2 separate regions of the Homo sapiens genome follow, and region 1 is linked to region 2. A link is an interaction called in ENCODE POLR2A ChIA-PET data of the cell type or tissue named here. Cell type or tissue: PC-9. All regions are shown on one strand. Each heading gives the region's core, and the rest is flanking DNA. Links, peaks and the distances in the headings are about the cores only.

The links. ChIA-PET counts read pairs that join two places held together with the same protein. Peaks named below come from ENCODE experiments on the same cell type or tissue, not always from the same donor. Only the 100,000 strongest peaks of a DNase experiment are listed, where the experiment ranks them.
Region 1: POLR2A ChIA-PET joins it to region 2 with 16 read pairs; 2 of 35 experiments call an interaction of 5 or more read pairs at or near these places.

Annotation. Positions count from the first base shown.
Region 1 is chr2:55,389,747-55,405,198 of GRCh38, forward strand. The region is part of intron 2 of CCDC88A (coiled-coil domain containing 88A); the gene reads right to left. Among named protein-coding and RNA genes, the nearest start is that of CCDC88A, 22 kb to the right of the region's middle. In PC-9, for the core only: no CTCF peak of the experiment used is centred there; no DNase peak of the experiment used is centred there.
Region 2 is chr2:55,548,352-55,563,803 of GRCh38, forward strand. PPP4R3B (protein phosphatase 4 regulatory subunit 3B) reads right to left here. Exons shown (of 17, transcript NM_001122964.3): 16 at 10,424-10,617; 17 at 1-1,655. The coding sequence ends at 1,560. Among named protein-coding and RNA genes, the nearest start is that of CFAP36, 36 kb to the left of the region's middle. In PC-9, for the core only: no CTCF peak of the experiment used is centred there; a DNase peak (open chromatin) is centred at 7,800; H3K27ac peaks cover 1,609 bases.

The DNA of each region.
Region 1 (15,452 bases), core at 3,319-11,318, 160 kb before region 2:
AATAAAGACTGAGGTAGGGCACGGTGACTCACGCCTATAATCCCAGCAGTTTGGGAGGCCCAGGCTGGTGGATCACCTGAGGTCAGGAGTTCAAGACCAGCCTGGCCAACATGGTGAAACCCCATCTGTATTAAAAATACAAAAATTAGCCAGGTGTGGTGGCATGCAACTGTAGTCGCAGCTACTTGGGAGGCTGAGGCAGGAGAATCACTTGAACCCAGGAGGCAGAGGTTGCAGTGAGCCAGGATCGCACCACTGCACTCCAGCCTGGGCTACAGAGCGAGACTCAAAAAAAAAAAAAAATAAAAAATAAAGATAGAACATTTCAAAGTTATTTATGTATCAACTCACTTTAACAAAATAATAAACCCACTACAGGCTAACAAAAACCAAACAAAAACAACTTAGAAAACTGAGTGGTATCGTTTTACTATTTTTGTGTATCTCTTTAATGCGTGGTTTAACTTTTAAAAAACAGATTCTTATCTTTGCTTTTGCATTGAATCCACTGCTTATTATTTTGGTTCAAGTATATTAAGACATTTCACCCTCACACGTAGTTAGAAGTGGGAAGACCCTATGGATCCCCAAAAGGATCCTCCATCCATACTCTGAGAACCACTGCTTCAACTATTTGCTTTCCACCACTCCCAATAACTTGATTCTTTTGTCCCCTGACCACATTCTTAATCCCCAACCTTGGATCAATTCAACCACTTACGCTGAGATTACTCAAGGGACTAGTTGAGAAAATAATGCAACCAAACTGAGCTATTAATAAAATATGAAGGGGAAGCTATTACAAAAAGGAGGAAGATACCCTCTTGCCATAAAAAACTAGAAAACTGGACAAAGCATGAAAAAACTATTTTCAGACTTTGGACAGCAGGTAATGCAAAGCTAGGTTCTCTCTAGTAAGGCACTGAGGTGCTTTCCAGAATGAGGTACAGAAAAATGGGTAGCCCAAGTCTTGCTGAACTTGAGGAGACAAAGCTGGAGTTCATGGATGCTAAACTGACACATTCAGAAAAGAATACCAAAGAAAAGGGAGCTACACTAACAAAGGGCTCCAAAAATCTGCCTTTAAGATTTTGGCTTTGGCTTCACACAGGCATGAATGTAGTGGCTCATGCCTGTAATCCCAGGACTTTGGGAAGCTAAAACGGGAGGAATGCCTGAGGCCAGGTATTCAAGACCAGCCTGGGCAATATGGTGGAAGCCTGTCTTGAAAACAAAGCAAAACAAAAAACCAAGAAAATTTTGGCTAAACACTAAATTGTGCATGTATAACCTAAAACTCCACAAGGCTAAGCAAAGATCAAATACAAGAAAGCTGTAAGCTAAACAATTCTCAGAGCTCACAATGTAAAGAGAGAAATTTGAGTTCTGACAAGTAGAGTGGAGTAGACTTAATGAACATCCAGAACATACAGCAGAGACCGCAGAAGAGTCATGTGTTAGAAGGAGGACTAAATCAGCAGCTGAGTAAAAGCTATTCAAGAACCCCACCCCCAACAAAACAAGTCTTGAAAGGATCATGCTGATTGCAAGTAACTTGACAACCTGCCAAAACAAAGTTTGTCACTCTAAAAGGACAAGGTCCAGACACTCCAAAATATAATCATTACAATGTCCAGCATAAAATAAAAAAATTAATAGACACAAAAGATCAGGAAAATGTGATCTATAACCAGGAAAGAAAATGGAAACAGTCAACAGAAACAGACCCAGAAATGAAAAAGATCATGGAAATAACAGACAAGGACTTTCTACTAAAGGATTTAAAGAAAGACATGAACGTTAAGTAGGAAGAAATGTAAATTATGTTTTGAAAAACTCAAATGGGACTTCTGAAGCTGCAAAATACAACTATTTGAAATGAAAAATTCACCGCAGGAGCTTAACAATGGATTAGAAACTGTATAGCAAACGATTAGTGAACTTGAAGACATTACAATAAAAACAGTCCAAAGAAGCATGGAGAAGAGGGGAGAAAAAGCTGAAATGAATGAACAGAGACTAAATGATCTATGGGGCAATATTAAACACATATTACTACATAGTCCCATCTTAAGAATCCATTCATGTTTCCCTTCTTGTCCCAATAATGAATGGATGTTCTTTATAGGAAATAGATTCAGTTCAGAATCGCACTTGGCATGTGGTAGTCTGAACTGCAATCTTTAATCTCTTTCAGGCTGGAGGTTTCTCAGCCTTTTGTTGATGTACATGAACTAGACATTTTAGAAGGGTTGCAGGCCACATATTGCATAGAATGATTTTCAGTTGGGTTTGTCTGATAAGACTGTGTTGACTCATAATTAAGTTTAGGATATATATCCTTAACAGGAAAAACACAGAACAGATGTTGTGTTCTTCTCAATGCATCCTATTAATATATGGGCCTGGCTTTGTTTCTGTGTTCTCCTTTATGTTTCACTGGTCTACCTACATATTCCCATGTCAACAGCACCACCTTAACAACTACAGTTATTTACATCTTGATGTGTAGTAGGGCAAGACGCCCTGACTAAATTGTTTTTTTCAAATTTATCTTAACCATTCCTGCTCCTTGATGATTTTTAGGATTAGTTTGTCATATTCTGCATGAGCAAAAAACAAAACCTATTAAGATTTTGACTGAAATTGCACTCAATCTACAAATTTATTAAGAATAAACTGACAGCTCTATAGCATTGAGTCTTGCCACTGATAAGCATGGTGTATCTCTCTACATTCATTCAGCTCTTCTTCAAAACCATTTTATAATCTTCTCCAGGAAGGCCTTTTATTAGATTTATTCCTAGATGCTTACAGTTTTTGCCATTAAAGTTAATGTAATATTTTTAAAATGTATTTGCTGATAGGTTAATGCTGATATGTGAATGCTATCATTTTTTGTTTACTGTTCTTATCTTTAGCAACCATGCTAACCTTTCTTATTCTAACAGGTTGTCTACTGGTGCTCTTGAAGGTCCTCTTGAATTTAATTTGTAGCTTTTCCATACTGATAATCAATTGTGCCAACACCATTTACTAACGAGCTTACATTTCTCACTGATCTCAGATTCCCACATTAAGTGTAGGTCTCCTTTTGGAGTCTATTCTGTCCCACTAAGCCATTTGTCTATTTCTGTGTCATTAAAACCTTGTTTTACTATAGCTTATTACTATAGCTTTATTATGATCTCAATTCTACTAAGACAAGCCCCTTTCCTTTGTTGTTGTTTTTTTTCTATACCGTCTTCATTAATCGAACATAGTGATCTTTTCTATCATTTTAGGATATTTATAAAGTTCTACGAAAAACCTTGTTGGGATTTACTGACATTAGTAATATTAATTTGATTAAAAACTGGCATTTCATTTCCATTGGTAAAATTTTAAAATCTCCCCACAGAACTCTTACATATTTAAGTTTTTTTTTCTTACTTGGGTAAGAAAGTTTTTGTTGCTTTGTGAAATGGATTTTTTTTTCTCTTACATTGTCTATTGGTGCTATTGTGTAACAGGAATATAGAGTTTTGATTTTGGTTTTTTGGGTTTTTTTTTTTTTTTTTTTTTTTGCGACAGAGTCCCAGTCTGCCAGGCTGGAGTACAGTGGCATGATCTCAGCTCACTGCAACCTCTGCCTCCAGGGTTCAGGTGATTCTCATGTCTCAGCCTCCTGAGTAGCTGGGACTACAGGCACGTGCCACCACGCCCGGCTAATTTTTTTTGTATTTTTAGTAGTGACGGGGTTTCACTATATTGGCCAGAATGATCTCAGCCTCTTGACCTCAAGTGATCCACCTACCTCAGCCTCCCAAAGTGCTGGGATTACAGGCATGAGCCACGATGCCCAGCCAAAACTATAGAGTTTTTGAATGGTGAATTTCTAATTAACCACCTTTCAAAACTTAGTTTACTCAGTTCATGTTCTTGGGTTTTCTAGGTTAAAAAAAAATCACACCATCAGTAAAGGACAGTTTATTTCCACCTTTTCAATCTTGCATTACATTTCTATTTCTTTACTTGCTGCATTAACAAATAGAAATGGAGACAGCAGATATCCTTCTCTTGCTGTTCTCTAATAGAACTGCATTTAATGTTTCACCATTAATGCATGATGTCTGCTGTAATTTTCTGATAGATACCATCTATGAGACATTCCCTTCCATTTCTATTCAATGTCTGAATGGGTGCTGAACTTTACCCAGTATTATTTATTTCTTATTTTTTTTATTTTTTTGAAGGCAGTCTCCCTCTGTCACCCAGGCTGAGGTGCAATGCTATGATCATAGCTCACTGCAGCCTTTAACTTGTGAGCTCAAAAAATCCTTCTCAGTCTCTCAAGTAGTTGGAACTACAGATGTGCACTACCACACCCAGCTAACTTAAAAAAAAATGTTCTCATTGTTCAATTCCCACCTGTGAGTGAGAACATGCGGTGTTTGGTTTTTTGTCCTTGCGAGAGTTTGCTGAGAATGATGGTTTCCAACTTCATCCATGTCCCTACAAAGGACATGAACTCATCATCATTTTTTATGGCTGCATAGTATTCCATGGTGTATATGTGCCACATTTTCTTAATCCAGTCTATCATTGTTGGACATTTGGGTTGGTTCCAAGTCTTTGCTATTGTGAATAGTGCTGTAATAAACATACGTTTGCATGTGTCTTTATAGCAGCATGATTTATAATCCTTTGGATATATACCCAGTAATGGGATAGCTGGGTCAAATGGTATTTCTAGTTCTAGATCTCTGAGGAATCGCCACACTGACTTCCACGATGGTTGAACTAGTCTACAGTCCCACCAACAGTGTAAAAGTGTTCCTATTTCTCCACATCCTCTCCAGCACCTGTTGTTTCTTGACTTTGAGAACACATGGACACAGGAAGGGGAACATCACACACTGGGGACTGTTGTGGGGTGGGGGGAGGGGGGAGGGATAGCATTAGGAGATATACCTAATGCTAAATGATGAGTTAATGGGTGCAGCACACCAACATGGCACATGTATACATATGTAACAAACCTGCATGTTGGGCATATGTACCCTAAAACTTAAAGTATAATAATAATAAAAAAAAAAAGAAAAAAAATGTTTTTGTTTTTGTTTTTGTTTTTTTTTGAGATGGAGTCTCACTCTGTTGCCCAGGCTGGAGTGCAATGGCACAACCTCCACTCACTGCAACCTCCACCTTCTGGGTTCAAGTGATTCTCCTGCCTTAGCCTCCCGAGTAGCTGGGATTACAGGTGCACGCCACCACACCTGGCTGATTTTTGTATTTTTAGGAGAGATGGGTTTTCACCATGTTGGCCAGGCTGGTCTCAAACTCCTGACCTCAAGTGATCTGCCTGCCTCAGCCTCCCAAAATGCTGGGATCACAGGCGTGAGCCACTGTGCCCTGCCTAAAAAATGTTTTATAGATGAGATCTCTCACTATGTTGCTCAGGCTTGCCTCAAACTCCTGGCCTCAAGTGATCCTCCTGCCTCAGCCTTCTAGCTAGCAAGGATTTCAGGCACAAGCCACAGCACACCTGGCATATCCAATTTTTCCTACATCTACTCCCATCTGATCCTTCTCCATTAATATGTTAATGTAGTGAGTTACACTGTTACATCATCCTCAAAGTCCTAGACTATATACTCTCTCAGCTCCACTCTATGGTATAACTATTCCCTTTTATTGGTATATAACTCTGTCACAGGTCTTCCAATACTTGGTCTTTTTGACTCCCACTTTCTCACTAGGTTCTAAGTTCCTTGACAAGAGGGACCATATCTTCTTATTCATGTTTTTATTTCTAAAAATTACCATATTTCCTAACACAAATATTGTCTGAATAAATAAAAATAAGAATAAACAAAGACTAAGCATAGTGTTTTTTAAACCATTGCTTTCTATCGAAAGTTACGAGCTGACAACCTCCAAGCTAACAACTCAGCTGGCAGCCTGGAATAGGTACTTTCATTAAGCTGTGTCTCAAAAATCAGTTGACTAATAGAGTCCTAAACTACAATTTGAGATCTGCAGAACAAGGAAGACTATTAGTAAGGTAAGCTAAATCTGACCTGTGACTGATTTATGCTTATTGCAAGAAAATAGTGAAAAACTCAGAATAGCCCAAGGCAAATGAGAGTTTAAATGGAAAAGTGAGTCTCTCAAATAAAAGCATCTACTAGAACTAGTTACTTATAAAAACAAGGAGACTATATTGTAGAAGTCAGATCACGTGTCATGGCAAACAAAGACAAACAGCAGCATGATCAAGAAGTCATAGTAAAACTGAAGGAAAAACCCTGTTTTATTTAGGCAATCCATTCTGGTATTTTTTTTTTCTTTTTTCTTGTCTGGTATCTTTTTTAGTCAGTAAGTTAAACAAATACTCACTGAGTACCTACTGTACTGGCCACATTACTTAATGCACAAAAGCTTGGGCTAGTCAAGCTATCATTGTGGAGAAAAGTATATTTGTAATTGGGAGAACAGAGTAAGAACAACACCAGTAACAAAAATTTTAGGTATATTTACAGTTACATAAATTTCATTTGCAAACATTTTCAGTAAATACCTTTCCTCTCTACCCTTCTTCTACCTTTTATTTCTATTTTCTTTATTCTACATTTGAATCCCTTACATACCTCTCATCTATGACTGTCTCCTATTCACACACTGACCACATTTAGACCTAGAAACACTTTAGAGATACCTGGTTTCACCATAAATCAGAAAGCCAAAGTTCAAACTAGTAATCTGCCTAGGATCCTAGAGCTCTTTTACTCTTTTAGTTTTTCCTTTTATAGGATCATTCAAGAAAACAAAGAAAAGTCTGACTTAAAAAAAAAGGTTGCACCTGGGTGCGGTGGCTCACACCTGTAATCCCAGCACTTTGGGAGGCTGAGGCGGGCAGATCACGAGGTCTGGAGATCGAGACCATCCTGGCTAACAAGGTGAAACCTCATCTCTACTAAAAATACAAAAAATTAGCCAGGCGTGGTGGCAGGCACCTGTAGTCCTAGCTACTCGGGAGGCTGAGGCAGGAGAATGGCATGAACCCGGGAGGCTGAGTTTGCAGTGAGCCGAGATCACGCCACTGCACTGCAGCCTGGGCAACGGAGCAAGACTCCATCTCAAAAAAAAAAAAAAAAAAAAAAAGGGTTTCAGCAATGTTTTTTCTAAAACCCGAGTGTACATCATATATCACTGTTTTACTGTATTGTTTGAGCATATTCCCAATTCTGTTTTCACATGAGTAATCAAACTAAAGATGATTAATTTCCTTCCCTCCTCCAGTTCACTGTGGTGATATTTTATTATAAACCTGGATATTTAAATCAAACAATAGGTACCTAAGAAAAAAAAATTTTTTTTGAGATGGAGTCTCGCTCTGTCACCCAGGCTGGAGCGCTGTGGCATGATCTCAGCTCAATGCAACCGCTCGCTGCCTCCTGGGTTCATGCAATTCTCCTGCCTCAGCCTCCCAAGTAGCTGGGATTACAGGCACCCACCACCACACCTGACTAATTTTTGTATTTTTAGGAGAGACGGGGTTTCACCATGTAGACCAGGCTGGTCTCGAACTCCTGGCCTCAAGTGATCCTCCCGCTTTGGCCTCCCAAAGTGCTGGGACAACAAGCGTAAGCCACCGTGTCCAACCTAAGAAAAATTTAATATTAGAACTAAAAATATATATAAATTTAAAAACTGTATTATTTGTAGTGCAAGCTCATTACTACATGACAATATACAATTTGGATTATACTAATTTGGATTATCCAAATGCATAATTTGGATAATCCAAATGCATAATTTGGATTATATTATACTTTGGATGCATAATATTCTAATGAACATATAGTAATATCATTATTTTAATACATTTTATAATGTAAATGCTATCTTTGTCCCTGACAGAGTTGTTGTCAAGTTTGTTTCCTTTAAAGTGATTTTTTTCAAAAAAAGTGTTAATGCTTCTTCTTAAATTTTGTGTCCAATATTCCTCACATGATATCTTGAAATGTATTCAGTTGTCAGGAAATTCTACAGTCGCTGCATACAGCTCTTTCAAGAATTAGCAAGTTTTCAGAATTTAGAATTTTGGTTTAATCAAAATCTTTTAAGAATTTTTTGTAAAAAAAATTAATGTTTTATATTAAGTTTTTTTAGACTTTGCAAAAGACTGCTTTTAACAATTAAAATAATTCTGGGTATAAAAGGAAGGAATTATATAGTTATATACTAATGATATCAGATGTAATTTTAGAAATCTGAAGAAAAATGAAAAATAAAATTTAAATATTTGAGAGAAAAGTACTTCAACACCTAAAATTAACCTCACAATCAAAAGGGATCTTAAAGATAGGTGAATGAAAATTTTTTATATCCCTTCACAAAACTGTGCTGCTTTGTGTCTACAAATCTATGAAATAAGTACGTGGGCTGTGAAGGGATTTCTATGCTCTGATTTGACTCTAGGAAAGCCAATAGAATAGCGGAGTTCTTGAACAGGCTAATACCTAAGCACCCCAAACCTCTATCTGTAACTTCTGTTCTACATTGTACCTACTCAAGAGTTATTTTAGTATGAAAACAGAACTGAAAAGTTCCTATTTCTTTATAATCATCAGATATTATATCATTATCTATTACTATAAACTATCTGTACTTAGAGCCCAGGATAACCATTAAGCACTCTCGGCATGGATCTAGAAAGCAATAAACTTCCCATTATAAGGCTTGAGTTTCCCATTTGATGCATGCCCAGTTTGAGTAAGGGCCATACTGACACATGTTAGGATCACGGAAAACAGGCCTTTTCACCCTAAGGATGTGATCTCTTTAGGTGAGAGGGACTGCCCTCAGGTGAAACTACCAGAAAAGTCCTAAGCTCCTGGGCTGGCAACGATGGCTTACGCCTGTAATCCCAGCACTTTGGAAGGCCAAAGCAAGAGGATTGTGTAAGCCCAGGAGTTCAAGACTACCCTGGGCAACACAGTGAAACCTCATCTCCACAAAAAAATTTAAAAATGAGGCAGGAAGATTGCTTGAGCCCAGGAGTTTGAGGCTGCAGTGGACTGTGATTATACCATCGCACTCCCACCTGGGTGACAGAGCAAGACCCTGCCTAACAAAAAAAAAAAGAAAGAAAGAAAAGTCCTAAGCTCCACCTCCATGAAAAATGGTTGACTCTTTAAGGGTAATTTATAGAAAATTATGCAAATCAAGAGAATTAGTAGCTTCGGAAAAATAATACCTGGCTTTGCAGTAAATATTATATAGTTATAATAATGTAAATACTGATGACTGATTTAACTAAACCTGTGTTAACTATATTAGAAAGATAGGGTAAGAAGAAATACAGGAGCATAAAAAAGATAAAATCTTATCTACCACTATCAGGAAGTCATAGACAATGTCTAAAAGGAATAAATCAAGAAATACCAGAATAGACACATTATCCCTATATATGGGCTAAATAACAGAAGAAATTGCTTTTAAAAAAGTTTAAAAAGCTGTCACTCTGGGCCAGGCACAGAGGCTCATGCCTGGGAGGTCAAGGCGGGTGGATCATGAGGTCAGGAGTTCAAGACCAGCCTGGCCAAGATGGTGAAACCCCGTCTCTACTAAAAATTAAAAAAAAAATTAGCTGGGCGTGGTGGTGGGTGCCTGTAATCCCAGTTATTCAGGAGGCTGAGGCAGAGAATTGCTTGAGCTGGGAGGCGGAGGTTGCAGTGAGCCGAGATTGCGCCACTGTACTCCAGCCTGGGCGACAGAATGAGACTCTGTCTCAAAAAAAAAAAAAAAAAAGTGGCACTCCAGAGAACTGAACTGAGATATGAGGAGAAATACAGCAGAGAATTTTTGTTTGTCACTGTGAACCTTTTGGTACTAATTAATTTTTTAAGCACGTAAAACATTTTTTAAGGACTTTTTATTGTTTCATGAAACCTATTTCATTTACCTGAGGGAAAAATATTAATAATTGTGTTGGATTGTTACTTAGCTGAAGCACATTTGATAAAGCTATCTCTGCATAGAATTCGATGTCAGGAATTCAGAGTCATAAGACATTTGTGAGACTAAGCATAAACCATAAGAAAAGAAAACAGTATTAAAAATTTCTTCTATAAAAAGAATGCATCCTATATAAAGACAGAAAAAACACTCATTCCTGTGTGTGTGTGTTTTTATCAGCTTCCTCAGGTTGAATCCTGTATTCTATTACTTTTAATATAATAAAAATCACAATACAGTAATTTAAACAAACAGTATGGTATGACTCCAGAATGCTCTAAAAAGAAATGTAGTCTATTAAGTATGACTCACAGAATTCTCTAAAGAGAAAATGTAGTCTATTAAATATTCCAAATATTCTGCCTTTCATTTTAATACTTAAAATGCAAAACAAAAATTAATTCAGAATAATCACAATTAATAAAGTTTTTATCAGGCTCTTTTTGAAAGCATACTATACCATTTTTTTCTAAAGAATGTATCTTTGGAAAGGCCGTTTTCTAAAATAAAAGATGAGCTACTGAACAATATACATGTGACATGTCAAACGTGAGCAAGTACCTTTCCAATCACACACAGCTATTTCCAAGGCAACACAATTTCAAGTCAACCATCTTCTTTATAAGATGAAAACTAAAAAAATGCTTTAGTGACAAATAGCCTAGCAATATGGCTCAAATCTGTCCAACCAGGAGTTAAATGCAACATGGCAGTAAAAGAGGGCCTCAAGCAATTTCACATTTATAAATGATCTACTTATGACAAGTTGCATTAATTTCAATTAAAATAATAAACGGACAGTAGTATTATCAACCACTGTATATAAAAATTTGTAAATCAGGAAAAAAGATGAAGTTAAAGTTAGCAATTTTGCAACGCTAATACTCTGAGATTTGGTCCTTGTATGATCAAGGATTATATCTTTACTTATTCATTAACTAATATATATAAGAAACAGAAATCTGATAGCTTTAATGGCTCTATGCTCTTCTCCTCCAGAATGTAAACCTGTTGTATGTCCTCTTGGACCATCTGTTCTGTGTTGGTGCTTAACTGATGGTGGTTTTTGATCATGGCACTGTAACTTAAAACTATGGTTGTAGTGTGGTCTTTTAATAAATTTTTGAGATAATTTATAAAATAACATAACTATGTAATATTTGCATGTCACTATGATACATCTGAAATAACTAATTTATGTATCTAACTTTAAATGTGCATAAACCAGAATGTTTGCTTTATGAAAAATAATTAACTGGGTAAACAGCACCACCATTAAGGGTTATCCAAGTATCCAAGTAGTAAGGTATTTCAGGAAAATTAATGGCTTTTTTATTTTGCAGCACTGGTCTGAGGGTACATAGAAAATTAGTGGTTTTAAGGGAAAAAATGTATTGGCTAGGGGAGGTGGCTCATACCCATAATCCCAGCACTTTGGGAGGCTGAGGCCAGAGAATTGCTTCAGGCCAGGAGTTTGAGACCAGCCTGTACAACACAGCAAGACTCCTTGTCTACAAAAAAACAAAATTTTAATTAGCTGGGGACAGTGGTGTGTGCCTGCAGTCCTAGCTACGCAGGAGGCTAAGACAGGAGGATCACTTGAGGCCAGGAGTCAGAAGCTTCAGTGAACTATGATCTCACCACTGCATTCCAGCCTGGATGACAGAGAAAGACTCTGTCTCCAAAAAAAAAAAAAATATATATATATATATATACATATGTGTGTGTATGTATGTGTGTGTGTATACATATATATATATATATATATATATATATATATATATATATTCCTTCAACTTAATTTCTCCCCCCCATAAATTCAAATTCAATTACTTTGCATGACAGCCAACAATAAATCTAATATTAATATAAGCTTTTACCTATCTACAGAATATTTTCACATATATTAACTATCTTGAACTTCACATTGACTGAACAGTCATTCTTGGAGAGGTACATGACATATAATTACCATACAGAGATTACAGACACAGCCTTTCATGTTTTTGTTCTCATAATTTTGGACACATTAAGTTACCTTTTCGAAAGTTGGAAAATCTATGACATTTTCTAGTTAGCCCAAGATTAAGCTAGCAGTAGGGCATGATATTCACTGATTTAACAAACAGAAGTAATGCTTTAATTTAAAAACTGCAAATGGACACAAAAATAATTAAAATCCAGTACTATACATATACTTTACTTTGGTTTCATCTAAACTTAATAAAATGGCTGAACCCACCCTTTATTTCTTTTAGAATAAGTCAACTTAGCCCTTCAAATATTAAGTTAGCAGTTTTTTAACTTTTGGTCTCAGAACCCCTTTTTACTCTTTAAAATTATTGCAGACTCCCAAAGAGCTTTTGTTTATGTGGGTTATAACTATCTATATTTACTATATTAAAATTTAAAATAAAGAATTTTTAAAAATATTAATTCACCTAAATGTAACAGTGTTTGTTAACATAAAGAACATTTTTATAACTTTTCAAAACTTAACATTTTAGTGGGAAATAACATTCTTTCACTTCTTTGCAAATCTCAGTGTTTGGCTTAATAGAATACAGCTGTTTTCTTAAACCTGCTTCTGCATTCGGTGGTTGTGATACATTGTTTTGCTTTAAGTATAAGAAATATGACCGCACACAAGTATGTAATTAGAAAAAGGAAAATTATTTGATTGGCATATTCATACAATTATTGATATTCTTCTTTGATATTACCAAAATTCAGTAAGGGTTATTTCTTAAAGGTTAAGTGCAATATGGAATCTGAAACTCTATCAATGAACTTTTCTTTCTCTGTTTTACATTAAAATCCATTGGTCTATCTGGCACGTTCAATGGATCTTTTAACTATGTATGCATAACTTCTTAACATCGTGCATTGGTCATTTAGAAATTATTGGTTCTTTGAATTATACAGATCTTCCAAATGTCGGCACATTTTATTACTATTTAAAAAAAAAAAAAAACCGGCCAGGCGTGGTGGCTCATGCCTGTAATCCCAGCACTTTGGGAGGCCAAGGCAGGCGGATCACAAGGTCAAGAGATCGAGACCATCCTGGCTAATATGGTGAAACCCCATCTCTACTAAAAATACAAAAAATTAGCCAGGCGTGGTGGTGGGCACCTGTAGTCCCAGTTACTAGGGAGGCTGAGGCAGGAGAATGGCGTGAACCCAGGAGGCAGAGCTTGCAGTGAGCCGAGATCACGCCACTGCACTCCAGCCTGGGCAACTGAGCAAGACTCCGTCTAAAAAAAAAAAACCACATTCATTAATATCACCTCCAATCTCATCAGAAAAGTCTTTAAATATTGAGTAGCTGTCAAGCCCATGTTTTCTATAAATCAAATTTCATCATTGACAACAAATACAATCAGTTGTTTTCCCTGAAGTGACAGGCTCACTTTATTCATTTCTGAGGAACTGTCTGCCCAGTACTCAAGTATTAACAACCAGTTTGTCTGTCATTCTTTCAAGTAAAAATGGTGTTCCAAAAAACAGAGACTACTTCAACCTTGGAACTCAAAAACCATGAGTACTTTTTCTTGAGATAATCATCGCACTTTGTTATGCAAGAACATTATGTATGGTTCCCGTTTTGCCCACAGAATGTTAAAAAGATTCAAGGGTCAAGACCCAACAAAATAACTTTTATTGCTTCATCAAGGACATTTTTAAGTGAAACTGGGTTTATTTATTATACCTTACAAGTGTGTAACGAGAAGAATACAATGATTGCCCACACAATTTGGTACAATTCCTTGATTCATACTAAAATGTCAGCAGTTTTACTTACCTTTGCTTTTGCATCATCAGTGCTTTAGCAACACACGCATAAAAAGGCAAAGGACATCTTAGTATTATTATGAAAATAATTCTGACCTGACAGACAACCTTGAAGGAATCTCTGTGCTAGCAGGGGTCTGATCTCATTTGAGAACTACTGTATTAGGCAAATCAATTCCTGTTCTTGGTATAGAGACCTGGGGACTTAATATTATGCTAATCTAGAACATTCACTTACATGGTTGCCAACCTCATGACCAGTAACTGAAACAAAAGAAGATTGTTTAATAGATTCAATGGACAGCACTGATCTGTGATGGAACATTTTACCCATTGTCACTAAGCCTTAAGATTGGGTCACAGAAGTTGGTTTTAATTTGTTTTAATCAGTATTCTGGAGTAGTAATTGCTCCAGATCTACTTAGGCCTAGAGACTCAAGAAATTCCAAAGTGGGCTGATATACAGTCACGTATTTCCCTTGACCAGTGACAGACTTATCTACTATGGCTTTCACTCCCATACTATCAATTCAGTATAGTAAGGCTTCTTAATCTGTACTCCCCTCCTAAGGTAATTTAAATAGTTCACTTGATTAATTATGGGTGACAAGTATCACTTTCTCTTTTGAGATGAAAGCCCTTTAAAATGAGAGAAAAATCCCAAAGAACAATGTCTTCTAATTAATGAATTAAATTTAGTCATAGAAACTTACCTTAAGTAAGCAGTTTTTAAATTTGGTAAGAAAATCTTTTTTCCAATCATCAATTTCTCTAATTTTTTAAAAAGTCCCCACACAGGACAACTCTAAGTATATAAATTTCTATTAGTGAGAGTAGAATAAGATTACCACAATATCGGTTTAATTTGTCTTTTTCAGTGTACCAGAAAAGTGCTCCAAAAGGCTCAATGCTAACTCCATTATAAACCCACCAATTAAAGGCAAAATAATAGATACCTATTACAAAAGCACTAAGACAAACAAAAATTAAATTAGAAATATAATAAAAAGTAAAATAGAAGACAAAAAATAGCCACACATACATTTGAGATGCAATGAACCAAGTTAGAGGAAAGATACACATACAGAAAGGTAAGGAATTATTAATAGTCAAGTTAACAAAACTTTCAGTCATGGTCTACAAATGGTCCATGAGAAAGAAACTGTTTTGGGGACCTCCAATTTAGCAAAATAGTTGTTTTTTCGAGACAGAGTTTCACTGTGTTGGCCAGGCTGGAGTGCAGTGGCATGATCTCGGCTCACTGCAACCTCTGCCTCCCGGGCTCAAGCAATTCTCCTGCCCCAGCCTCCCCCGAGTAGCTGGGGTTACAGGCATGTGCCACCATGCCCAGCTAATTTTTGTATTTTTAGTAGAGATGGGGTTTCACCATGTTGGCAAGTCTGGTCTCAAACTGACCGCAGGTAATCCGCAAGCCTCGGCCTCCCAAAGTTCTGGGATTACAGGCATGAGCCACTGCGCCCAGCCGCAAAATAGTTTTTAAAAGGCAAAGGAATAAATGACCTAAGATTTTAAAATACTGTATTGTACTATTCCTCAACTTGGTTCCTCCACTAAGGCTAGTCCCCTCACCATTTCCCAAATCATACATGCAGTATGCTTTTCCCCTAAAACGCTTCCTTGGCCTAAAATACCCT
Region 2 (15,452 bases), core at 3,762-11,761:
AACAAACCAAACACAAACATCAATTATGGAATTACAGGGTCACATTTTAATTCCTGAATTTTACAGTTTAGCATTAATATCACCACATGTATACAAATGGTGTAAAACAAGTACAGTGGTATTTTTTAATACAAAATAAACATCTGTTTTATGGAAAAAACTATACTTCATATCTACACAGACAGCTCATCTTTTCCAAACAATAGCCAAAATTAAAATTAACTACAAAATCTCCAAAACAGGGGAAACTGCTTTAGATTAAACGATTCCAGGAAAAATGGACCCGTAACACATTACAAGGGTGATCTAAAGATTGTGGCTGGAATTACTGTTAAAGTTTTTTTTTCCCAATGCATTAAATTGTATTTTGGGGAGATTTTTCTCACTTCGGCATGATCTCAGATCATAGATGAGCAAACTAACATTAAAATATTTACAGTTAACTTGTTGCTCTAAAAATAAAACTTAACTGTTTGCCTCAATTTATTTTTAAAATTCACTTACGTATATGGAATGTGCTTTTACTCTTCTTAAAAAAGCAGCTTTCATATCACACCCTTGTTTACAGAAAAGCTACATGTGCTGCATGCTGACTTTGACACTTAAGTAGCTTCTTGGATCAAAATGGCTTCTAGATACTAAATGCCACTTAATTCAGCACTATTCTTGGTTGGTCTGTATAAGTAACACTTTAAAACTTGCAGCTCTGGAAAGACAGAACTTTACTAACAAAGTAGAAAGTGATTTCAAAGTATCTTCCACAAAAGATTGTACTGGTAGGCGGTTGACAACATTCTGTTCGATCTACTTTCAAATTTCTAGAGAAAATCATTTTGGAATACTACTGTACTGATTCTTGGCCTTCGTTGTCTCTAAAAGTGCTGATTTTAACATTATCTTAAAACTGTCCAGTTTGAATTGAGCTTGTTTTCATCAATATACATATTGAAAATTCCTGGTGTAGAAAACTCAACATGTGCTGAATACGGGGTGTACTTCCCTTCAACTACCTAAAAGGCTGAACTTTTGTTAAATCTTAAAGAAATGGTCCCAACAGCTTAACTTCATTTTTTTAATGATAGTTGAATGTGTTTTCCATAAAAATTTCTTTTAAAAAGAGGCAACTGATTAAAACAACAACATGGCCAGCACCATTATACAAGTAATGTTATTGAGTTTACAACTGAAGTTCTGTAAAATTGTTTCTAGATCGACACCCCGAGGAGCAACCCTGCATTATTATATCAACCTTTTCCCCTCCCCTAAACCGTCCCCAAACCTGTGACTTTTCCTTGCTGAGAAGCTGTCTCCCAGGTTCTGGTTACTAATGTTTGTTTTGACAGCCTAAAAGGCAAACCCCTTAATTACTAGCAAGCAATCAAGTTCCTGGGAAGCCTGATTTTTATTAGAACTAAACTCTCTTAGCTGATATACTGTCTTTTGCTACTCCTTGTATATTTTATAAGTTCAATTGAGAAAGCTTTCTGATTCAGATTTTCAGCTCACTGAACAGTTGCAGCATTGTAAGACCACATGTTGAGGGTCCCCTAATAAATATTTTATGAGCCAAGACGAGGTCTTTTCCTGGGGGACGATTCTTCTTCTTCATCTTCCTCTTCATCATCTGGATAATCCACTAAGCCAACCAAACTTCCCTATTGAAGAATTTAAAAATTTTTTCTTTAAACATATATAACAAAAAAGAGCTTTTAGTACAAATACAATCACTTGTAAAAATATCAGAAATCGTTTTTCTAAATCATATCAGAAATTAACATTTGAATTTGATAAAGGAACTGCTTGAAATTATGAACGTTTGAGTAGTAATTGGTAGCACTTGCAGTAACCCTTAACTTTTCTATCTGGTTCTTGGATTATTAATGATACTTCAAAACTCAATTCTGCAAAATTTTACTGTGGGAAAATGTCTACTTTTCCAAACAGTAGGGATAACAATTAATAACATTTGGAAGCTGGAAAGGACATTGGAGATGAACTGGTTCATTTCTCTAATTTCATTACCACAAGAAAGCCCCTTGTAGTCTTTGTTCATCTTGTGTATATTTCATCACTAAGTACACATTATTTTCATTGTGCTTTTGAAGTACAGCTTAAATGGCTGGAGATAAACACATGAAATGATTCCTATAAAATAATAAGTAAAACATTTAGGGCTAGCTCGCTGACCAAAAGAACAATAAGGATGAGGTAATTCGTGGTCTTGGCCTTTGATGAGTAACAGACCTCTGTGAAAATCCTAGAAAAACTCTGGGTACTCTCCAGAAAATTACACATCCACAGGGTTTCATTCATTTTGAGCCAATCCCATGAAAACTTATGTCCTATAGGTTAAGAGGGCTACTGTAAACACTGTATTTAGTTCAAACCCTTCAGACCTCTAGGAGATAAAACAAATACAACTGAAGTAACTCATACTTCATACCTGAAGTACTGAGGTATCGGGTTTTACCAGAATGTAACCAAATCAGTATAATATTAACCAACCAAAAAAAGGCCTCTGGGCAGCTAGAAACAGTTATCAGAAAGACTTATATACCTGTCTGAGAATCTGTTTCTCAACTTAATCACACACACATCTTAAGTCTGGATATGCAAGAAGCAATATGGCTAAATTGTTAAAAATAGGCTAACTGTAGGTCTGATGTCAAATTCTAATGACACCACGTTTTATGTAAAAAAAAACAAAAACAAAAACAAAACTTTGGGGCTGGGCTTATGCCTGTAATCCCAGCACTTTGGGAGATCGAGGCGGATGGGTCACCTGAGAGATAATGAGTTCAAAACCAGCCTGGCCAACATAGCAAAACCCTATCTCTACCAAAAATACAAAAATTAGCCTGGCGTGATGGCAGGCACCTGTAGTCCCAGCTACTCGGGAGGCTGAGGGACGAGCATCTCTTGAACCCAGGAGGTGGAGATTGCACCACTGCACTCTAGCCTGGGCAACAGAGCAAGACTCCATCTCAAAACAAAAAGAAAAACAAAAAAAAACACAAAACCTTGGGCAAGTGGTTTAATACCTCTGCCTCAGTTTGTCTGTAAAATTGGTATAGTAGTATTTAGGCCTCAGTGAACTATTTTGAAATTTAAATTGATGGCCAGGCGCAGTGGCTCATGCCTGTAATCCTAGCATTTTGGGAGGCCAAGGTAGGTGGATCACCTGAGGTCAGGAGTTGGAGTCCAGCCTGACCAACATGGTGAAACCCCATCTCTACTAAAAATAAAAAAATTAGCCAGGAGTGGTGGCGCATGCCTGTAATCCCAGCTGCTTCAGAGGCTGAGGCAGGAGAATTGCTTGAACCCGGGAGGCAGAGGCTGCAGTGAGCCAAGATTGCACCACTGCACTCCAGCCTGGGCAACAAGAGCAAGACTCCATCTCAAAAATAAATAAATAAATAAATAAATAGATAACCAAACATCTAAAGCACTTCAGCACAGTGCTTCGTATGTAGTTAGTGTTCAATAAGTGCTATTAGCTGCTATTACTACTATCATTTTTCTATTATTTTGTTTCTAAGCCAAACAAATTGGAAGAGAGGAAAAACAAGAAATAATTCTGGTATAAAAAGGCACCAATCTGATAATCAAAAAGATGACAGCAAAGTTACAAAGTTTTAATTATGCTTAGTATTACATATCATAACGTACAAACATTTGTATTCCAAATGGTTAACACTTAATTGTTTCTGCCCAAGATTAATAAATTGTCTGAAAAACTCACTTATACAATTTGAGTTTTACTTATATTATCTCTGCAAACTAACATACATTTAAAACATGTTTACAATAAAAATAATAAAAATGCAAAATATGAAATGTTGGAAGTAAAAAGGCCTGTAATCTAGAGATGCACTTTGTGAAGCTGATTCCATACTTTTAATATGTATCTAGAAATGTACTGTTTTAAAATAGCAGATTGAAATTATATTTACTCTTTTACAATCATGTTCATATAAAAAAAAGCTTTCGATGTCAGTACATAAAGTTCCATTTCATTGTTTTAAACCCTTGCATTCCATGGTATGAATATATATATATTTTTTAAGAGTCTTGCTCTGTCGCCTGAGCTAGAGTACAGTTGTGTGATCTCAGTTCACTGCAACCTCTGTCTCCAGGGTGCAAGCGATTCCTGTGCCTCAGCCACCCAAGTAGCTTGGGCTACATGCATGCACCACCATGCCTGGCTAACTTTTGTATTTTTAGTAGAGATGGGGTTTCACCATGTTGGCCAGGCTGGCCTTGAACTCCTGGCCTCAAGTGATCTGCCCACCTCAGACTCCCAAAGCCGAGCCACCATGCTCGGCTTCATCATATACTTTAATTCCTGAATTTCTGGTTGGACATTTGGGTTGTTTTTGCAGGGTATTTAGGTAAGAAATTTAAAAAGTGAATACCAGCAAAGAAAACAGGAGAAGAGAGAACAGCAGTTTAGAGTTGCCAAGGCATTTTTGGAAAAGAGAAATCAGAGGCAAGGCAAGTCATACAACAGGAAGAAGCCAAGAACTAAGTATTTGCAGAGGGATACAGAAACGAGAAACTGATTTGTCTTAAGAAAACCCCAGAAAGAAGCTAGGCAGTAAAGGCACCAAAATATTGGGGAAAGCAGGGAAAACAGTTTAATTATAGTAAAACAGACAACTGGGTCATTGATTCTACACCTCTGACAGCCAGGAGATTTCTGTTCCTCCACCATCACCAACTACAGAGAATTCTACATAGAAAATGACTCTATAAAGAATAAATTCTATAGAGAATGTAATGAACTTTACAGAGCAAAGGACCATATACTTCATGACTTTAGGCAAAGTAAAGGGCATGGGTAAGGCCAGGCTGAAAATGAAAGAATAAATTTAAATTTTGTATACTGAGCAGACACGCCTACCCCACAATAAGCTTTGCTATGTAGGCACTCAGAACACTAACAACCATTCTTATACTTACAAGGTGTAAGAGACTAGCTTTGTCTGTAAAAATTAGATGGCTTCACAGGAGTATGGGGGGAACTACAAACAACTAACACCTCCCGAAAAAAGCAGGGCACTACTCTCTAAGTCCATACCATAAAGTCAAGTTTTTAAAGTGTATAATTTTCACACACCATAAACTCACCATTTCAGAGCATATAATTCAGTGGTTTTAGTATATTCACAAGTTACGTAATCACCACCAATTCCAGAACATTTCCACCATTTCACCCACCAAAAAAAGTCCCCATAAACAGTCCTCATTCCCCCACCACCCCCCACACCACCCAGCTCTTGGCAACCACTAACCTACTTTGTTTCTGCGGATTTGCTTATTCTGGACAGTTCATATAAATGGAATCATACAATATGTGGTCTTTTGTGACTGGTTTACTTCAATTACCACAATGTTTTCAAAGTTAATCTATGCTTAGCATATCAGGACTTCATTCTTTTTTATGGCCAAATAATATCCACTGTATGAATATGCTACATTTTGTGTATCCATTCATCAGCTGAGAGACATTTGGGTTATTCTTACTTTTTGGCTATTATGAAAAATACTGCTATTAACATTCATATACAAGTTTTACAGTGGACACATGTTTTCAATTTTCTTACAATATATACCTAGGAAATGAGGTAGCTGGGTCATATGGTAACTCTGGGTCATATGGTACTCTGACTTTTTGGGGAACCGCCAGACTGTACTCCAAAGCTGCTACACCATTTTATTTTTATATATTTATTTTTTGAGACATTGTCTTAGAGACTCGAAAGTGCAGTGATGTGATCTCGGCTTATTGCAACCTCTGCCCGCTGGGCTCAAGTGATACTCCCACCTCAGCCTCCCGAATAGCTGGGACCACAGGCATGTGCCACCATGTCCAGCTAATTTTTGTAGACGGGGTTTTGCCATTTTGCCCAGGCTGGTCTCGAGCTCCTGGGCTCAAGCGATGCTCCTGCCTCGGCCTCCCAAAATGCTGGGATTACAGGCATAAGCCTATGCACCAGGCCTGTTGTGCTATTTTATATTCTCACTAGCAATGGGTGTCACAATTTACATTCTTACCAACACTTGTTTTTGTGCATCTTTTTTATTATAGCTATCCTAGAGGATGTGAAATGCTATCATATTGTGATTTTGACTTGCATTTCCCTTACTAATGATGCTAAACATCTTTCCACATGTTTATATGGGCCACTTGTGTATCTTCTTTGCAGAAATGTCTGTTAAAATCCTTTGTCCATTTTAAAACGGGGTTGTCATGCTGAGGTGTAAGAGTTCTTTATATATTCTGGATACCAGTTACTTATCAGATATATCATTTACAAATATTTCCTCCCATTTTGTGGATTGTCTTTTCAATTTATGGTAGTATCCTTTGGAGTACAAAATTTTTGAATTTTGAATGAGTCCAATTTATTATTTTTCTTTTGTCACTTGAGCTATTTGTGTCATATCTAAGAAATCACTGCCTAAATCCAAGGTCATAGATATTTATGCCTTTTTTTAAAAAAGAGTTTTAGACTTTTAACTTTTACATTTGGATCTTTTCATCCATTTTGAGAGGAGTTTTGGATATGATGTGAGATAGGGATCTAACTTCATTCTTCTGCATGTGGATATCCAGTTGTAACATTTATTGAAAAGGGTATTGTGGCCGGGCGCGGTGGCTCACGCCTGTAATCCCAACACTTTGGGAGGCCGAGGCAGGCAGATCACGAGGTCAGGAGATCGAGAACATCCTGGCTAACACAGTGAAATCCCATCTCTACTAAAAATACAAAAAATTAGCCAGGCGTGGTGGTGGGCACCTGTAGTCCCAGCTACTCAGGAGGCTGAGGTAGGAAAATGGTGTGAACCTGGGAGGCGGAGCTTGCAGTGAGCCAAGATTGCGCCACCGCACTCCAGCCTGGGCAACAGAACAAGACTCCGTCTAAAAAAAAAAAAAAAAAAAGAAAGAAAGAAAAAGAGTATTCTTTCCCCCATCAAATTGTCTTGGCACTCTTATTAAAATCTGCCTTATTTTTTTTTATGAAAGGAAATCCTAAGATCACCACTTGAGTAAAGTTTCCAATATGAAAGAAAGGATCAAAATAAATGACAACAATAACCTATGAAAAAGCCCTTTGGGAGGCCGAGGTGGGTGAATCACTTAAGATCAGGAGTTCCTGACGAGCCTGGCCAACATGGTGAAACCCCATCTCTACTGAAAATACAAAAATTAGCCAGGCATGGTGTCGCACACCTGTAATCCTAGAACATTATAATAAATGCACATTCTATACAGAAATACACACGTATATGAAATGATATATGCAAGTGGTCACATATTGCAGCAATGATTTTAACTACAAAAAGCTGCAAACAACTTTAATGCCCATCACATTGATAGGGGCTAATTATAAATTGTTATATCCATACTTTTAAGTTCTATGCAGGAAATCTCTAATGTCCTGATATGAAGAGCTCACCAAGATAAATTTGCTACACAAAGAAGCAAAATAACAGGTTTCTCTACTGTGAATCTGTGACGTGTTTATTTTAGTATCCACAAATGGCTTCTCATTCTGATTTTATATTTTTCCTCATAGAAAATATACGTTTTACAGTTACACAACTAAAGAAGTATTTTGTGTCTTTATGACATTTATATCATAAAAACAAATGTTTTAATTCATTAGTAGCTAATGTCTAGCCAGCCTTCAACTATAGCAATTAACACTGTTAGTGAAACTGGCTAAACCAAAGGGCAATTGGTGATAAAGAATCTGTCACCACTTAGGAATGTGGGCATGGTTTGTTAAGAAGGTTGAGAGCAAATTAAAGTGGTGCTTAACTTCTGTCAACTCCTGTCTTGCTTAATTTCAAAATTCTGTGTCTACAGTGATAGAGCAACTGTTTCCCAAGAACACTGTTTTTATCCCTATCTCTAAAAAGGATGTATAACAGATGTATTCTGTAATCTGCTGTTACTGTCAAGAAGAGTGAAAAAGGTGTTGGTGCTTGCATTTAATTTTGCTCATTCATAAGTAAATTATCTGAAAGGATAATAAAAACTCAGAGAAATATAACAGAAAATATAACAGGAAAACAAAATGAATAGTAGGATATAAAAGTAGGATAGAAAAGGTATGCAGTATTGACATATTATTAGAAATAGAAGACACAGCTAAAAGAGTTCAAAGGTATCTTTGTGGAGGGGAACAGAGGGACTGATTTTTTTCTAATATAAACTTGCCTTTTGGTAATATTTGACTTTTGAAAGTACATGCATGTATTACTTTGATTTAAAAAAAAAAAAAGAAAAAAAAGAAAAGCTAATATATACTGAGAAGGTGTCAAGCAGTGTTCTCAGCATTTTACATTTGTTAAATAATTTAATCTTCCCAACAAGCTTATAAAGTAGGTACTACCTTACCCCTTTTTAAAACAAGAAAGTCGGCCGGGCATGGTGGCTAACACCTGTTAATCCTAACACTGTGGGAAGCTGAGCAGGACTGCTTGAGACCAGCAGTCTGAGACCAGCCTGGGCAACATGGCAAAAACCCATCTCTACCAAAAATAGAAAAATTAGCCAGGCATAGTGGCATGCGCCAGCACTCCCAGCTACTCGGGAGGCTGAGGTGGGAGGATCAGTTGAGCCCAGGAGGTGGCGGAGGCAGTGAGCTGTGATCACACCACTGCACTCCAGGCTGGGTGACAGAGTGAGACTCTGTAACAACAACGACGACGACGACGACGAAGCAGGAAGGCAGGGAGCTTAAGGCCCAGAGAGATTAAATAACTTATACAAGGTGATACAGCTACAAAGAGGCAGAGCCAAGGTTTGAACCCAAACAATACAACCCTATGGCAAATATTCTTTTTTGAGCAGGGTCTCATTCTCTTGTTTAGGCTGGAGTGCAGTGGCAAGATCATGGCTCACTGAAGCCTCCACCTCTCAGGCTCAAACCATTCTCCTGCCTGACTCTTGAGTAGCTGGGACCACAGGTGTGTGCCACCACACCCAGCTAATTTTTTAATACTTTTTGTAGAGATGGGGTCTCACCTTGTTGCCCAGACTGGTCTTGGACTCCTGCGCTCAAGCGATCCTCCTGCCTTGGCCTCCCACAGTGCTAGGATACTGTGCCCAGCCCAAACATTCTTAATGTAGTGTCACAATATTACTCTAAATTGTCCCATCATAAAGTTGAAAACTAATTTTAAAATTTTCCAGTTGAAAAACATAAAATATGTTTCAAATACCGAATACCATGAAAATGCTATTGTCAAGAGCCTATCTCACTATACTACTGAATGAAAATTCTACATTTTTGTAAAATAAACTCAGACTTATATTTTGTGTTCCAAACAAGATGCATTCCTTTAATTAGGTATGTACTACCACGGTGTTTCTGCTTGTCTTTCTACCTTTATACAATAGTTGTCCCCTATTTATGCCTTTTTATTTTAAGCCACTCCTTTTTGGGGAAAAAGGATGATTTCATATAACATATGAACAAGAAAAATGTTTCATATAAAATTTAAACTTGTTTATAAAAAAAGTAACCAAGGGAAATACATTTGTTATAAGAACAACAGAAAGTCTAATATCCTTAACTAAAGATTCATCGACAATAATATAATCCAATTTGCAGAGAAGAGCAGATTCAAAAGGCTAATATTTAGCCTTACTACTAATAGAGTATACACGATTGGAAATGAGATATTATATACTGTCTCCCCTACCTAACTGGCAAATACTAAAAATAATTATAGCACTGGCAAAGCTGCAATTGGCCACGCACACTCATACACAGTTTATGGTAACATAAACTGGCATAGACTTTATGAAGATGAATTTGACCGTATGTGTGAAGACGTTCTACTACTAAACTATCCAAGAAAATAATTTAAAATGCAGTAACACTAAGTAGTCAGTGAAATATTAGAATCAACTTAAGTGCTCCAAAATAGAATGGGGGACAGGGAGGAAGGATGCTTACATTTATTATCATAAGCCTAAATAAAATGAAATTCTCTTTGAGAGGCCGAGGTGGGCGGAACATGAGGTCAAGAGATCGAGACCATCCTGGCCAACATGGTGAAACCTCGTCTCTACTAAAAATACAAAAATTAGCTGGGTGTGGTGGCACGCGCCTGTAGTCCCAGCTACTTGGGAGACTGAGGCAGGAGAACTGCTTGAACCCGGGAGGCGGAGGTTGCAGTGAGCTGAGATCACTCCACTGCACTCCAGCCTGGCGACAGAGTGAGACTCTGTCTCAAAAAATAAAATAAAATAAAATAAAATTCTACAATCAACATTTTGGTAACAGAAAAATTCTAAACAATTCATTGAAATTGTTTTGATTATCCAAATTTTTTTCAGTAAACATGAAAAAATCTCACAGACGGGAAAAGCAAAGTTTGTGTGTAATGCTGTTTCACCTACCTTGGTGGCTGTTACTGACGTAGGCAAGTTTGTGGTTTTGGAAGAGGATCCATTAGAAGTTGCTGGTGGTATCTGAGCCACTACAGATTTACTGTTTGTTCCATTAGCAGCACTGGCAGAGTGGGAGAAAGTAAATTTGAAGCCACCAGGAGATGTCCTTTTGGGAAGGTTTTCCTTGTCTTCACTTTCTTTTGCTAAAGCAAAAGTAAAATTTTGAACGTATATCAATAAATACTGCTAAGTCAAAACATCTAAAAACAGCAGTAATTAAAAAACTTATAAAACATTGCTGCCCGGGCATGGTGGCTCACGCCTGTAATCCCAACACTTTGGGAGGCTGAGGCAGGCAGATCACCCAAGGCCGGAGTTCAAGACCAGCCTGACCAACATGGAGAAACCCCGTCTCTGCTAAAAATACAAAATTAGCCGGGTGTGGTGGCGCATGTCTATAATCTTAGCTACTTGGGAGGCTGAGGCAGGAGAATCACTTGAACCTGGGAGGCAGAGGTTGTGGTGAGCCGAGATCGCACCACTGCACTCCAGCCTGGGCAACAAGAGCGAAACTCCGTCTCAAAAAAAACCAAAAAAACAAAAAAAAATAACACCAAAATTAATTGCCTTTGTTTCCTAAGAACTTTTGAAAAAGAACATGATGTGTACAGTGATGATATGGTCTGGCTCTGTGTCCCCACCCAAATCGCAAATCAAATTGTAATCCCCACATGTCAGGGGAGGGACCTGGTGAGAGGTGACTGGATCATGGGGGTGGATTTCGCCCTTGCTGTTCTTGTGATAGTGAGTTCTCACGAGATCTGGTTGTTCCAAAGGGTGGCACTTCCCCCCTTGCTCTCTCTCTCCTGCTGCCATGTAACACATGCCTTGTTTCCCATTCACCTTCCGCCACAAGTTTCCTGAGGCCTCCCCAGCTATGTGGAATTTTAAGTCAATTATACCTCTTTTCTTCATAAATTACAGTCTCAGGTAGTTCTTTAGAGCAGTGTGAAAACGAACTATACAGAAAATTGGTAACAGGAATGTGGTACTGCTATAAAGATACCTGAAAATGGCAGGGCGCAGTGGCTCACGCCTGTAATCCCAGCACTTTGGGTGGCTGAGGAGGGTGGATCACTTGAGGTCAGGAGTTCAAGATCAGCCTGGCCAACATGATGAAACCTATTCTCTATTAAAAATACAAAAATTAGCTGGGGGTGGTGGTGCACACCTATAATCCCAGCTGCTCTGGTGGCTGAGGCAGGAGAATTGCTTGAACCCTGGAGGCAGAGGATGCAGTGAGCTGAGATTGTGCCACTGCCCACCAGCATGGATGACAGAATAAGACTCCATCTCAAAAAAAAAGATACCTGAAAATGTGGAAGCGACTTTGGAACTGGGTAATAGACAGAGGTTGGAACAATTTGGAGGGCTTAGAAAAAGACAGGAAGATATGGGAAAGTCTGGAACTTCCTAAAGACTTGTTGACTGGTTTTGACCAAAATGCTAACAGTGATATGGACAATGAAGTCCAGGCTGAGGAGGTCTCAGATGGAGGTGAGGAACTTATTCGGAACTGGAGTAAAGGTCATACTTGGTATGCTTTAGCAAAGAGACTGGCGGCATTTTGCCCCTGCCCTAGAGATCTGTGGAACTTGAACTTGAGAGAGATGATTTAGGATATCTGGTGGAAGAAATTTCTAAGCAGCAAAGCATTCAAGTGGTGGCCTGGGCTGGGCACAGTGGCTCATGCCTGTAACACCAGCACTTTGGGAGGCTGAGACAAGCGGATCACGAAGTCAGGAGTTGGAGACCAGCCTGGCCAACAGGGTGAAACCCTGTCTCTACTAAAAATACAAAAATTAGCTGGGCGTGGTGGCACACACCTATAGTCCCAGCTACTTGGGAGGCTGAGGCAGGACAATCAGTTGAACCTGGGAGGCAGAGGTTGCAGTGAGCTGAGATCATGCCACTGCATTCCAGCCTGGGCAACAGAGAGAGACTCCATCTCAGAAAAAAAAAAAAAAAAAAAAAAAAAAAAAAAAAGAGGCCTTCTGGCGGTTTCTAAAAGCGTATGCTCATATGCATGAAGAAAGAGATGGTCTGAAATTAGAATTTATATTTAAAAGGGAGCAGAGCATAAAGTTTGGAAAACTTGCAGCCTGACCATGCAGTAGAAAAGAAAACCCCATTTTCTGGGGAGAAATTCAAGCTGGCTGCAGAAATCTGAATAAGTAACAAGGAGCCAAATGTTAATTCACAGGCCCAGAGGCCTAGGAGGGAAAAATGGTTTTGTGAGCTGGGCCCAGGGCCCTGCTGCTCTGTGCAGTCTTGGGACACCCTGCATCCCAGGTGCTGCAGCTCCAGCCATGGCGAAAAGGAGCCAAGGTACAGCTTGGGCCATGGCTTTAGAGCGTGCAAGCCCCAACTCTTGGTGGCTTCCATGTGACACGGGGCCTGTGGGGTAGAGGCAAGAACTGAGGTTTGGTAACCTCTGATTCTCAAACCACCTAGATTTCAGAAGACATATAGAAATGCCTGGATATCTAGGCAGAAATCTGCTGCAGGGGCAGAGCTCTTATGAAGAACCTCTACTAGGGCAGTGCGGAAGGGAAATGTGAGGTTGGAGCCCCCACATAGAGTCCCCACTGGGATACTGCCTAGTGGAGCCATGAGAAGAGGGCCACCATCCTCCAGACCCCAGAACAGTAGATCTACCAACAGCTTGCACCATGCACCTGGAAAAGCCACAGGCACTCAACTCTAGCCCATGAAAGCAGCCATGGGGGCTGTACCTGGCAAAGCCATAGGGGCGAAGCCAGCCATGGCCCTGGGAGCCTACCTGTTGTATCAGCATGCCCTGGATGTGAAACATGGAGTCAAAGGAGATTATTTTGGAGCTTTAAGATTTAAAGACTGCCCTGCTGGGCTTTGCACTTGCCCAGGGCCTGTAGCCCCTTTGTTTTGGCCAATTTCTTCCATTTGGAATGGGAGCATTTACCCAATGTCTGTACCCCCGTTGTATCTTGGAGGTAACTAACTTGTTTTTTATTTTATAGGATCACAGGCAGAAGGGATTTACTTTGTCTCATATGAGACTTTGGACTTGGACTTTTGAGTTAATGCTGGAATGAGTTATGGGGGACTGTTGGGAAGGCATGATTGGTTTTGAAATGTAAAAAGGACATGAAATTAGGGAGGGACCGGGGTGGAATGATATGGTTTGGCTCTTGTCCCCACCCAAATCTCATTGTGAATTGTAATCCCCAGGTGTTGGAGGAGATGACTGAATCATGGAGGCAGAAAACCCCCTTGCTATTTTTGTGATAGTGAGTTCTCACGAGATCTGGTTGTTTCAAAGTGTGTGGCACCTCGGCCGGGCTTGGTGGCTCATGCCTGTAATCCCAGCACTTTGGGAGGCCAAAGTGGGTGAATCATCTGAGACCAGGAGTTCAAGACCAGCCTGGCCAACATGGTGAAACCCCATCTCTATTAAAAATATAAAAATTAGCTGGGTGTGGTGGTACATGCCTGTAATCCCAACTACTTGAGAGGCTGAGGCAGGAGAATTGCTTGAGCCCAGGAGGCAGAGGTTGCAGTGAGCCGAGATCACGCCACTGCACTCCAGCCTGGGCAATGAGAAGGAGACTCCATCTCAAAAAGCAAACAAACAAACAAAAGTGCATGGCACCTCCTCCTTCACACTCTCTGTCTCCCGCTCCACCATGGTTAAGATATGCTTGCTTTCCTTTCGCCTTCGACCATGACTGTAAGGTTCTCGAAGCCTTTCAGCCATGTTTCCTGTTAAGCCTACAGAACTGTGAGTTAATCAAACCTCTTTTCTTCATAAACTACCCAGTCTTAGGTAGTTCTTTTTAACAGTATAAAACGAACTAATACAAGTGGTAAGTCTTTATTAGCTAGAATCTTAGAAATCTCAGTATTAGAAAGGACCTTACGGATCATAACAAAATTAGCCATTCTATGCTAGAACTCTACATTGTGGTATCTAGCACATACATCTAAAATCTCATTAGCTGTCTGACTCTTCCTTTTATTGTCTCCCTGTAGCTTCCACTCACTGACTCTACACTTCTTTACTCATGGTAAAAACCTAGTAATTTCTCTCACAAGTCAATATTCCAAATGCCTAAAGACAATGATCAAGTCCGTAAGTCCTAAATATTCCAGGTTCCTTTTTCTGTTTGTGTTATGACATAGGTGTCCAATCCCTTTTAACATCTGGTTATTATTTTTATATATGATTCTTAACAGCATCTCACTCAACACTGGATACAGAACTTCAAATATGGCTGTACTGCCTCTTTTGACAATAGTCAGGGCAGTACCTGTAATGAGTAAAGGCAGAAGAATTTGTCTAGCAAAGGTACCGATTTCTTAGGATATTTTAATAAGCTTTTTGCTCCGCCACGCTGAGGCAAATAAAACTTATCAAACTAATGAGTTGAAAATGAGTACGAACAATAGTTTCAAAGAAAATGTAATAAATGAAATTAATTTTCTGAGAATTGTCTTTAGAAAATGTCACATTCAAAATCACAAACTTACATAATAAATCCAAGAAAGGCTTTTATCTTCTAAGACATAAATTTTTTCTTTTGTTTTTGAGATAAGGTCTTTCTCTGTTATTAAGCTGGAGTGCAGCGGCAGCTCATGGCTCACTGCAGCTTCGACCTCCTGGGCTCAAGTGATCCTCCAGCCTCAGCCTTCCTAGTAGCTGGGACTCCAGGTAAGTGCCACTGTGCCCATTTAATTTTTGTGTTTTTTTGTAGAGACAGGGTTTTACCATGTTACCCAGGGTGGTTTGGAACTCCTGGGCTCAAATGATCCACCTGCCTCAGTCTCCCAAAGTGCTGGGATTACAGACGTGAGCCGCCATGCCCAGCAAGGTATAAATTTTAATTAAATATTTAAATGATATACTCAGGGCAGTATTCCAAAAAATGGTAATTCCTCAGGCCACAGAAGTAAAATGGTTAGTTCTTTTGAAAGATATATTACTAGCAAGATCTTCATT